2 separate regions of the Homo sapiens genome follow, and region 1 is linked to region 2. Evidence: read pairs that join two places in POLR2A ChIA-PET (ENCODE). Cell type or tissue: Panc1. All regions are shown on one strand.

Evidence for each region. Peaks named below come from ENCODE experiments on the same cell type or tissue, not always from the same donor. Only the 100,000 strongest peaks of a DNase experiment are listed, where the experiment ranks them.
Region 1: POLR2A ChIA-PET joins it to region 2 with 14 read pairs; 3 of 35 experiments call an interaction of 5 or more read pairs at or near these places.

Annotation. Positions count from the first base shown.
Region 1 is chr1:84,631,695-84,634,194 of GRCh38, forward strand. It overlaps LINC01555 (long intergenic non-protein coding RNA 1555), which reads right to left. Exons shown (of 3, transcript NR_027379.1): 2 at 1-52. All of the region lies in intron 3 of LOC124904206 (a long non-coding RNA gene), which reads left to right. Among named protein-coding and RNA genes, the nearest start is that of LINC01555, 2.1 kb to the right of the region's middle. In Panc1, a CTCF peak has its summit at 1,355; a DNase peak (open chromatin) is centred at 1,507.
Region 2 is chr1:84,711,150-84,713,649 of GRCh38, forward strand. No RefSeq gene overlaps it. Among named protein-coding and RNA genes, the nearest start is that of SSX2IP, 22 kb to the left of the region's middle. In Panc1, no CTCF peak of the experiment used is centred here; a DNase peak (open chromatin) is centred at 1,492.

The sequences.
Region 1 (2,500 bases), 79 kb before region 2:
TGGGACCCAGCATTTTCCATGGCAGGTCACCATCATGCCAGAAGAGCTGTTTCTGAAGCGAAGAAGCATCAATTCAATACAAATCCAGCAACAGCTGTCCATTCAACATCCCAACCTACATTTTTCTCTCTCAACCTTACATATGTTCTACCATGGTTTAGGTGGATACCAGAGTCCTGATCTTTCAGGTGTATTTCTGATCTTAAATATCAATTTTGCCCTATCATTCTGATGAAATACACATCTGATGAAATTTTTGAATAAGAACATATATGCTTACTTTTCTATGTCGTAGAGCATATTGGGTTTTTAATAATCTATAAATGAGTTAATTCTATTTTTTCTCTCTTTTTAGCTCCAGGCATTTTTTTAAAGTTTTAATTTTAAAAAGGCACAGAGAAACCTAGATTTTGGAGGCCCAATTCATATTGCATTTCTTGCAGAAAGCCTTTTTATACTAGTATAACCAGGAGATATTACACTCAAGCTGCTGTGAACAATTAACTTTCTGGCAGGTTACACATGACCATTATCACCGTCCTCTAAGGACCATAATGTCAAAAACAGTGGACTTCGGCCGCCAGCAGAAACTTGTTCTAGATATAACAGCTGCCCAGCACTACCGATTATGAGACACACCAATCAGAGCGTGGTTACTAAACAGCTGGGTACTGCTGGTGGTCTCTCCCCAGGCTCTCCAGGGAGCACTACAGGACTTCCCCACAGGCCCACATTCACCCAACATGGCCTTGAGCTGCCGAGGGACACCACCAATGATGGCAGTACAGACTCATCATTAGGAGTTTGCCAGGGGCCAGTTTTAGTTCTTCTCTTCCTAGGATAATTCACCCATTATCTAGAACTAACCTGATTAAAATAATGCTAGTGCCTCTGTCCATTTTCTTGATATTAATAATGGTAGGGATGAATAAACCTTCATGTCAATTAAATGTAGAAAACAGAAATGAATTCTTCCTGAGGTCCAGCTTAGTCATGTGTATGACAGTAAAAGATTTGCCTTCTAATAAGGGCAATATATTGAGTCCTACAATGTATCTCAACTCTGAAACTAATTTTCAATTAGGATATACTTCCCAATTTCCTGAAAAGCATGCATATGTCAGAAAGGTTCCCAGTATAAAAGTGTATTTTCCCAGATGGCTCATGATGGACCACATGCTCAGCTTGGAGAGAAAGAGGAAATTTACAAAAGCATAAAACGTGGTTCTGTTTTTCTCAGGGACCTTAGTTAAGGCAGAAAAATAAACTCATACAGCAACTGCAAATGAAAGAACTTCGTACCCACACACCCAAACACCAGGATTGGTGCATTAGTCTCCTAAGAGCCCTTCTTGCCCCCAGATCTGTTTCCCTTAGGTCATTCTCAGAACTGCCAAGTGAATTATTATTTAAAGTGTGAGTCATCTTTTTACTCCTCTGTATTACATCCTTCAGTGTTTCCAGGAAATGCCTTCAGGATAATGCCCAAGCTCCCCTTGAGGGATCAGATTCCAGACTATCTTGCTGGTCTGGTGTCTGGTCCCCTGCTTTGCCTTTTATGCTACCCAAAACCCCACTGTGAGTGGTGCCCTGGACATATCCCTCCTGGTTCACTCCTACTTATCCTTTAAGATACAGCTCAGGACACAAAACCATCCTCCCACTCTCATGAGGTACTGAGGAGTTCCCCTCTGCTGCACTCTCTCCAGGGAGATATCCACTCAAGATACAATCAATTACCTGGGTGTCTCCTTTTATACTGAGTTCATGAGGGCTCGGGACACAGCAGGTACTCAATAAATATTGGTTAAATTAACTTAGGAAATGCAGAGGAACCCTCCTTAAAGTTACTAATGACCACAATACTGCCAGCGTTTTTCTATATATTGTTTTCTTTATAACATTTGAACTTCCTTGGAATTCTCTCCTTCCTAAGGGTGGCTTTTTTTTTTTTTTTTTTGAGACAGGGTCTTGCTCTGTCACCCAGGCTGGAGTGCAGCGGTGCTATCACCACTGCACTGCAGCGTCAACCTGACCTCCTGGGCTCAAGTGATCCCCGCTTCAGCCTTCTGAGTAACTGGGACTACAAGCACACCACCATGCCTAGTTAATTTTTGTATTTTTTATAGAGGGAGGGTTTCACTATGTTGCCCAGGCTTGTCTCAAACTCCTGGGCTCAAGCAATCCACCTGCCTCCGCCTCCCAAAGTGCTGGGATTACAGACAAGAACCACCATGCCTGGCCTTGATATCTTCTTGATATTGACTCTCAACTCTCTGTCTCTTCACTCCATAAAAGAGCCTTTTCTTCCATATTTGCCTTTTCTTTTTTCTTTTTCTTTTCTCTTTTTTCTTTCTGAAGTAGAGACAGGGTCTCACTCTGTTGGCCAGGCTGGAGTGCAGTGGTGTGATCATAGCTCACTGCTGCCTTGAACTCCTGGGCTCAAGCAAACTTTCTGCCTCAGTTTCCCAAGTAGCTGGGACTATATGCATGTGCCACC
Region 2 (2,500 bases):
CTGTTTGCATTTCTAAAATATGATGAACTATTTATAATCCCAACATTTCCAGAATTCAGCATATTTAAATGCTGCTAACTGACTTTACAAGCCAAGGGATTTAAGCTAGAACTGCAAGCAACATGGATAGAATAGTCAAACGCAGACCAGATGGCTCTTTAATGCAAGTGAAGTAGGCTGGTGGTAATGAAGTGTTATCTAAGGATTGGGAAAAAAAAAACAACCACACACTTCAAAAATATCTCTCTTATTCAAGAGTTTTGGTGCCTGAAACTCCACCTTTAGCAAATGGGGAAGGCAAAGGACATATGTTGCTTTTTGCCTGCCCAGCATCTATTCCTCCTACTGGTAACAAATCCAGTTTTGTTTTTCCTTAGGAAACTCCTTTCTCCAGCTCTTCTTCTCTTTTCTTTTTTCTTTTCTTTCTCTCTTTTTTTTTTTTTTTTTAAGAAACTATGTTGCCGAGGCTGGTCTTGACCTCCTGGCCTCAAACCATTCTCTCACTTTGGCCTCCTGAAGTGCTGGGATTACAGGCCTAAGTCACTGCATTTGGCCCTTCTAGCTTTTCTTGAAGCAATTAAGTGTAGTTAATTCTGATGCTAAATTTGGAAGTGGGCATCGTGAGAGGTAGTCTTGACCAATCAGAGAACTGCATCTTTCTGGCCTCAGCAAATGGTTAATGGACAGACATATAACCTGATGAGCTCCTGTTGTGGGATTATGGATGGAGGGACTGAGAAAGAGACAGTACTCCTTCCCTGGGAAAGCTAGCAGCAAGAGTGATATAAGCTTGGTTTGCCAGAGCTGTTCCGCCTTCTCCCCACCCACTCACTTAGACGAACCACTGTGGTGATGGGATTGGGGAACGCCTTTGTAGGCTTCTGCCTAGGCCTTAGAGTCAACCAACATGGCTCCCCAGTGACATTTTCTAGCTCTCTTAGATAACTAAGGATGATTCATTGACATCTGTAAAGCACTAACTTCCATGTTTTCCAAACAAATCCTAAAATACATGTTTCAGGAGAACCGTGTTACCCTATGTAAATGTGTGGTATTAATATTGCTGCTAATCCTCACACAAGAGGGAAAAAGAGATATCCATTTGTAAGGAATCACTGGAATTTCCTTATTTGTATCAGTCCTCTTGGAAAGAAGCTAAATGGATATTCATATTTTCCATTACAAAAGTAGAATATAAATACTGAATTTACTGTATATACAGTAAAGAAGTTCTGTATATTGGAAAGGTCTCAGAGTATTGTAATCAACAAGGACCTTTGAAACAAATCCATTTTGTTCCATCTTGGAAGTCTTCCATAGTGACTCACAAAGCCAACAGTGGGAAGAAAGGCATGGTAAGATTATTTCTCTGAGTTTATGTCTCTTCTCCCTCATTTCCAAATCTGGCAAGGTTCTAGAAGAAACCATCTACAGTGTGAGGGGAGGTGGCTTAACAGTGGGCCCATCTTATAAATGTTTAGGAGTAGAATGACACGAGTTTGTGCATATGTTTTGCTACTTCCGTTCCTACCTTCCCCCAAATCGCTTACTGTACACCTCCATTGAGACAGAGGATACTGTGTGACAGATAGTGCCCTAGGCCTCATGGATACAGCAACAAAAAAGACAGATAAAATTCTTATCTGGTGGAACTTATACTTTCTGTTGAATGCTACAGGGAGAAAACAAACAAATCAACCAACAAGGCAACTTCAGGTGGTGATCATAGTATGAAGAAAGTAAAATAAGGTGTGTGATAAAGAATGACGACCATGTGGGATACTTCAGGTAGGGTGGTCATTATAAAATTTCAGGGCAGAGCACTCCAGGTAGAGGGTACAGCAAGGGCAAAGGCCCAGAAGCCAGAACAAACTTGGCGTGTTCAGGGCATGGGAGAAGATCAGTGAGGGAGTATGTAGTGGTTTCCCATTGCTGCTCAAATCATCAGAAACTTAGTAGCTTAAGATAACACACATTTGGGCAGGGAGTGGTGGCTCACGCCTGTAATCCCAGCATCTATTCCTCCTTTGGGAGGCCGAGGTGGGTGGATCATGAGGTCAGGAGTTCAAGACCAGCCTGGCCAATATGGTGAAACCCTGTTTCTACTACAAATACAAAAATTAGCTGGGCGTGGCCAGGCGCGGTGGCTCACGCCTGTAATCCCAGCACTTTGGGAGGCTGAGGCGGGTGGATCACGAGGTCAGGAGATCAAGACCATCCTGGCTAACACGGTGAAACCCTGTCTCTACTAAAAAATACAAAAAATTAGCCAGGTGTGGTGGTGGGCGCCCGTAGTCCCAGCTACTTGGGAGGCTGAGGCAGGCGAATGGTGTGAACCTGGGAGACGGAGCTTGCAGTGAGCCGAGATTGCGCCACTGCACTCCAGCCTGGGCGACAGAGCAAGACTCCGTCTGAAGAAAAAAAAAAAAAAAAATTAGCTGGGCGTGGTAGAGTGTGCCTGTAATTCCAGCTACTCGGGAGACTGAGGCAGAGAATTGCT